2 separate regions of the Homo sapiens genome follow, and region 2 is linked to region 1. A link is a contact called in ENCODE Hi-C or POLR2A ChIA-PET data. All regions are on one chromosome and are shown on one strand. The core of a region is the stretch at or near the end of the contact, and the rest is flanking DNA. Distances in the headings are between cores, read along the strand shown. Region 1 overlaps TNS3 (tensin 3). Region 2 has its middle 41 kb from the start of LINC00525.

The links. Hi-C counts contacts between places; a loop is a spot of excess contacts on that map. ChIA-PET counts read pairs that join two places held with the same protein, here RNA polymerase II (POLR2A). Pooled maps may share reads with other maps.
Region 2: a pooled map shows a loop between it and region 1 (3-fold over the local background). The contact joins two enhancer-like sites. A Hi-C loop is called at or near these places in 4 of 37 single-sample maps with no recorded cell type and 4 of 50 pooled maps. POLR2A ChIA-PET finds 5 or more read pairs at or near these places in 3 of 52 experiments (HepG2, OCI-LY7 and WTC11).

The regions. Positions count from the first base shown.
Region 1 is chr7:47,550,057-47,553,507 of GRCh38, reverse strand. The region is part of intron 1 of TNS3 (tensin 3); the gene reads left to right. Among named protein-coding and RNA genes, the nearest start is that of TNS3, 30 kb to the left of the region's middle. Within about 2 kb of position 1,592, at least 4 of the 41 ENCODE cell types and tissues checked have a DNase peak (open chromatin) inside an H3K27ac peak, as active enhancers do.
Region 2 is chr7:47,718,996-47,722,446 of GRCh38, reverse strand. No RefSeq gene overlaps it. Among named protein-coding and RNA genes, the nearest start is that of LINC00525, 41 kb to the left of the region's middle. Within about 2 kb of position 1,951, at least 3 of the 41 ENCODE cell types and tissues checked have a DNase peak (open chromatin) inside an H3K27ac peak, as active enhancers do.

The sequences.
Region 1 (3,451 bases), core at 343-2,842:
ATAGAGCACAGGGAGGATAGATTTTGCATAATTCTTCAGGACTCTGGAATCTTCAGAATGGTAAATGAGCATTTGCTTCAACTTCCAGGCATTAGTTGCCTTAGCCCCTCACAAGACAGTTAGCCTGTGCTTCGAAGCTTTGAAGCTTGACATTGACTTCTCCTCTCTGGCTATGAAAGTCCTAGGTGGCATCTTCTAATAGAAGGCTGATTTTGTCTGCATTGAAATCTGTTGTTTAGTGTAGCCACCTTCATCAATGGTCTTAGCTAGATCTTCTGAATAACTTGCGGCAGCTTCTACATTAGTACTTGCTGCTTCACCTTACTCTGCTATGTTATGGAGACGGCTTGTTTACCTAAACCTCTTGAGCCAACCTCTGCTAGCTTCAAACTTTTCTCCTGCCGCTTCCTCACCTTGCTGAGTCTGCATAGAATTGAAGAGAGTTAGGGCCTTGCTCTGGATTAGGCTTTGGCTTAAGGGAATGTGGTGGCTGGTTTGATCTTCTAATCCAGACCATTCAAACTTTCTTTGTAACAGCAAAAAGGCTGTTTTGCTTTCTTATCATTGGTGTGTTTACTGGAGCAGCACTTTTAATTTCCTTCAAGAACTTTTCATTTGCATTTGCACCTTGGCTAACTGTTTGGCATGAGAGGCCTGGCTTTTAGCCTGTCTGAGCACATGCCTTCCCCACTAAGCTGACTCATTTCTAGCTTTTAAGAGATGTGACTCTTCCTTTCACTTCAACACTACTGGTTATTAATTGGCCTGATTTCAGTGTTGTTGTGTCTCAGGGAATATGGAGGTCCGAGGAGAGGGAAAGAGCAGTCCAGAGCATCAGAACACACAGAACGTTTATCCATTGAGTTCGCAGTCTTATATGGATTTGGTTCATGGCACCCCAAAACAATTACAATAGTAACATCAAAGAGCACAGATCACAAATAACCATGAAAGATATAATAATAATGAAAAAGTTTGAAATATGGTGAGAGCTTCCAAAATGTGACACAGGGACCAGAAGTGAGCTCATGCTTTTGGGAAAATGGCACTGACGTGGGGTTGCCACAAACCTTTAGTTTGTTAAAAAAAACTGAGTATCTGCAAAGTTCAATAAAGCAAAGCACAATAAAACGAGGTCTGTCTGCCTGTGTGTGTCTTGTTGATTTCTGCAACGGAGGCAGAGAGTGATTTTTTGTTGTTATTTTTCTTCTTGTTTCTCCAGGCAAATTGTTTCTCGCCTTCACTCATGTGCCAAGCTCTAGACGGCTTCCTGGCTTGGCAAGATTACTGTTAACGCATCCCTAAGCATTCCTTTTATTTGTTAAATCCCTGTTATTCTGTTAGAATCTATCTTGCAGCCAAAATAGCCTCAGGAGAAAAATAATGAAAAAAAAAGAAATGAATTAGGTGTGCCAGAAGAATGTGATGGGCGTGGGGAGGTTTATGCAGATAAATATGGTGGGTAAGAATGCCGCCCCTTTTCAATGTCTGTTTAAATGTTTCCATTTTCCTTGTAAAAGCACTCCAACACAAGAAGTGCATTTGCAGAGAGGCCAAGGATCGCTCCCGGTGGACACACGGTTTTGTAGCCTCCCTCTCCACCCCACCCCTGCCCCGCTCCAGCTGTGCCTTAGCAGACGTCATTCCCTGTTATTTCAGTCTCTGCAAGTGCAAGAATTTAGGGTGATAACAGCCATACTTCCATTCCATGAATTTGCACACTTCTTACTCTCTACTTATCTAACACACATGTGCACAGTGTGAACCTTGGTCTGCTGACTTAACTTTGCCTGTGTGGGGTGTTGTTTCTCTCCTGTCTGTGGACACTTACTGAGTTGAGATTCACAGGTGTGGAAAGAGCAGGGTCTGCAGTGCGAATGTTTTCGTAGTTCTCATTGTAGACTGTCCAATGACTTTTCAAAGTGCTCCCCAAGGCATGAATTATTCCACTGGGGGTCTCCTTGCCTGTAGTTTTGAACCCTGACCCAGCCAAAGGCTCCCCTGCTCCTGGTGGCTATGCTGGAACTCTAGCTCCTTCCCTTTGGCCTGAGGTGGCCACACCCAGGGCTCCAGCCACATGACGTTTTGTGCCCTCACCCACCTCCTCCGTGGTCTCCCCATTTGCTTAAGGAAACACCTGGAGTGAGACAGAACCATCCAGTCCATGGCTGTGCCCCACTGGGCCTCCACCTTCAGGACGTGCCCAGGGTCTAGCCACCTGCTTTTGCTCAGTTCCCGAGTCCAGCGGCAGGAAGTGGACACCAGGCCAGCCTTCTGCCCGGGAGCTCAGGTGCTAGAGCTTGTCTGCCCTCTGTGCAGCAGGGAGCCCACCTTGCCCATTTGAGAAAGAAGCAGGGGCACTCCGAGGAGATGCTTCCTGAAGGAACCGGGTGTTTTAGGAAGATCTTCCTGGCGCTTCCCACAGGTCTGGTGAATGCTATTCACCCAGGCTCCCAAGAGGCTGAGCCCCTCCTTGCCCTTTTTCTGAGTGAGCTCATGTTCCTTGGCTGGGTGCAGACTTGGGAGATGTGCTCAGTCACTCCACAGCAAAATTCTGTCTCTTTGGGGTGGCATGACTCCTCAGGAGTGGGGTAAGACTGTTTAGGAATGACCAAAACTTAGGTCTGTTTTGTTTTGTAACTTTGTTAATATCCCATGGGCGTTTTCCATATAAGTGAATATGGATGTGATTATTATTTTTAGTGACTTCATAGTATTCGAATCCCATTCTATGTTAGTACCATAAAATGACCAGAGCCCAGTTGCTGGCTATTAAAACTGCTTCCAGCCTTTTTTGTTGTGCATAATTCTGTACCCTGCCCTTCCACGTAGATCTTTCCAGGCATGGTCATTGCCTTAGAACACATTCCTTGAAGGAGAATTGACCATTGTGATATGTGTTTGAAATGAGAACATAGAGATTTTGTTCTCATGTGCCTTGCCCATTGAGACCCTGCTGCAAATGTGTCTTTGTGCTTCTATCTCCTGGTCCTAGCTGTCTTGCTGTGGGACAACTAGGGACAGCATCTTGCTTACATGAGGTTGGGAAGGTGAAGGTCAGAGGGACAGCAAGCCAAGGTTACCGCCTTACAGGACGGATCCTGTGGTCTGGCTGCTCACCCATTTGTTCTACGCGTTTATCTTTTGCAAAGGGCTGTGCAGTTCACCAAGCCCTCTCCATACATCAAGGCTTCCTGTGGACATTGCTGGCCATGGAACCATGGGGCCGTGTTTCTATTCCCATTTCCCTTCTTCCTTCCTTCATTAATTCAGCAAACAGGCATGGACCCCTTCTCGCGTCTGGGCCTTGGATAGGTGAAGGGCAGGGTGAGGGTGCAGGGCTTCCCTGTGATGTAAGAACTTTTGTGGGGCCCTGAGGCCTGGGGCCAGAAGACCTTGCCCGATCCACCCTGAGAAGGCCTCGCAGGGGAGACCTCAGTGTTGCATTTGG
Region 2 (3,451 bases), core at 702-3,201, 170 kb before region 1:
AAAGTCCAGAAGATAGTGAGCAGGTCTTAGGCCAAGAGGAGGTACTCAGAGCCGAGCTGAAGCCCCTCGGCAGAACTGTGTGGAGCCAAAGGAGAGTGAGGACAGCATGGCCGGAGGAGCCCAGCACACAGGCCTCCAGAGGGGGACAGGCCAACGTGAGGACAGACGCTGCTCATGGAGACTGGCCCACAGCCTGGGTGAAGGGTATCAGGGGCACAGAGTGATTCACCAAGAGCTGGAGGTAACTGGAGGGGCTGGGGAAGCACAGGTTTGGGGAACCAAGTCCAGAGAAAGAGAAAAAGCGCTAGTCTCAACAGGGAGAGAAAGTGTCCCAGGTGTGTAAGGAATGTGACAGCCTCTGTCAGCGAAGTCTGGGGTTGCTGAGCACTGGACTTGTCTGATCTGACATCAGAGTCAAAGCACCAGATGTGCTCCCCAGGAGGTTCTTCCCCCGCAGAAGCACAGACTCCCTACAGACGAAGACCCCCTCGGGCTGGCCAACTTGCGGCCGAGACCTTCCCAGGAGACTCTGACCAGTGGCCAGGGAAAAGGAGAGTTGGGGAGCAAGCAGCCCCATCACAGCCTTTCTGGAAGCAGTACCCCGTGAGAAGGGGCTCGGGGGGACACCTGTCGGCCAGGTAGAGAAGCGCAACAGGGCCATCCTGTTCTGCCCCTTGCTTCCTGCCTCCATGAAGGCCCAAAAACCCATATCTGTGTGTAAATAGGTCATGGGGTGGGGGTGGAACTGCCACTTACTCAGCACTGTCCTATGCCAGGACTGAGCATTCATTCATTCATCATCTCAATCAACACTGAGAGCCTCCTCCATGCCAGTCACTGGGAATACAGTGGGAAGCAAAAACAGGGCCCTGGCCCTACTGAGTTGGGATTCAGTGCTGCACACTTTCACACGAGTCAGAGACATTTCATCCTCACATCATCTCTGTAGAGTGGGCAGCATTAACTCGAAATTAGTAAAGAGATTCAGAGCGTTGGGCACCTTATCCATAGACACAGCATGGTGCAGGCCCCGAGGGTTCTCAACTAAAGGCCGTTTTGCCCACAAAGGGACATTTGGCAATGTGGAAGACATTTTTGGTGTCATAAGTGGATGGTGCCACTGGCATCTGGTGGGTAGAGGCCAAGGATGCTGCTAAACATCCTACGATTCCCAGGACAGGCTCCGTAGCAAAGATTTCTCCAGCTCCAAAGGTCAACAGCACTGAGATGAGGAGACACAGCTGCAGACCTCACTGGAGCTCACTCACCTCCAGTTCTGCTCACGGAGGCCCAGGATCTCCACACCCCAAGACCCTCGCAGGGGGATTGGCTTGTGGCTGCTCTGGATAAAAGGCATGAGAGGAAGTGCGTGTGTCACTTCTGGGCAGAAGTGTAAACATGCGGGTGACAGACCTCCATGGACGTTCCCCCACCATGAAGGTGAAGGTCGCTTTCTCTGGAGCTGGCCAAGCTTGGAGACAGGAGCAGCCTGCAGGGCTCGATTTCTGTACAAGGGACAGCTGCCCTGTGAAGTCACGGGCCCACAGAAGATTTTGCATATGTGAGAAATAAACAAGGACAATGTGAAACCACTGAGATTTAGTAGATGTTTCGTTACCACGGCAGAGCCCAGTCTAACCTGACAAATACACACGCTGGTGAGGACTCATGCCAACATTCAAGGCCAAGCTTCAGCCTCAGCCTCCTCACCTGCCAAAGGCATGTTGTGAGGGTCCAGTGAGATAAAGCATGTGGAGCACTCAGGATGGGAAGACAAGCCTCAAAGCCCAGGCCCTGGGCATGCTGCAGGCAGGTGGCCAGTGTCCTGGCCATCATCACCATCTGCATGCGGGGGAAGAAAGAGAGTGTGAGCTCACAGACAAGAAGGAGGCCAGGTTGTGAGACGGCCAGGCTGGGCCCTGGAGGCGTGGGAAGAAAGCAGCTTCCCCAGCCCTGCGCTGGCCCTGAGCCCTGAGTGCACGTGAAGAATGAGGTCAATCAGCCAGCATCTTCATCTTCCTGCAATGCTGCATGAATGAAAGAAATGAATTTCAAATGACTTGGACCAGTATCTAATTATTATGATTTATTAACACCAAGTACATAAAGCAGCCCCTGGACATGACATTCCCCATTCCCCCCGTGAGTCTGGGAGCCTGGCGAGCCTCCTGCTGCACCCTGAGCAATTCTTTTCATTATCAGCATTATTATTATTTATAGCAGCCCAGCCACCAGGAAGCAGGGCAATCACCAATCTCCATAAAGTTCGCAGCAAGTTCAAGGATCGGCCAGGAGGCCTTGAGGGCAGCTATGAAAATCAGAAAACAGCTTGGCAGCTGGGGAAAGGGGACCCCAGTGGCCTGAACGTCTCCAGAAGTTTTGGCCTGTCTGATCTAAGAGGCTCACTGACAGAAAGGTGAGCTGGTACAACTTCTGCACCTTCTCTTTCTTAAAAAAAAAATGTGGTAAAATACACTTAACATAAAATTTACCATTTTAACCATTGTAAGCGTACAATACAGTTCAGTGATATCTAAACACATTCACGTTATTGTGCAATCATCACCACGCTTCATCTCCAGAATGTTTTCGTTGTGCAAAATTGAAAGTCTGTCCCCATTCGACACAAACTCTCCATTCTGCGTCCCTCTAGCCCCTGGCAGCCACCACGCTACTTTCTGTCTCTATGAATTTGACCACTCTACATCTGTCACATGAATTTAGCTATTCTAGGTCCCTATTCTGGGTTCCTTAAATATCATGCAGTATCTGTCCTTTTGTGCCTGGCTATTTCCTATTTCCTGTAGCAGAATGTCCTCAAAGTTCATCCGTGTCATAGCATGTGACAGAATTCCCTTTCTTTTCAAAGGTGAATAACACTCCATTGTATGCATATACTACATTTTGCTTATCTATTCATCTGCTGGAGGACATTTGGGCTGTTTCTCCTTTGGCTACTGTGGATAATGCTGCCATGAACACAGGTATGCAAGTATCTGCTTGAGTCCCTGATTTCAATTCTTTTGCATGTATATCCAGCATGGACTCACAAGATCATATGGTAATTCTAGTTTTCATATTTTGAGAAGCTTCCATACTGTTTTCCACAGTGGACACACTATTTCATGTTCCCTGCCCCCCAACACAAGGGCTCCAATCTCTCACCACTTCTACGCCTTACTATTAGGACCTTTCGGTGATCACTATGACTGCTGGAATTCGCCATTATGGAGTACTTAACAGTGTACCCAGAACTTCCACATTCTCTCCAACTCCAAAGGTTGAGGGCGATGCTAAGCTCGTAGGAGCTTTGGAATACAATCATAGTAACACTTTCTCAGATTCAAGAAGCCGCATGTGTTCTCTAAACTTCATTCTGAATGGAGGTTGGTCAACAATGCTACATGAAGACAACATGTAATGCTTAATCACAGAGGAAGATGTGCAAATG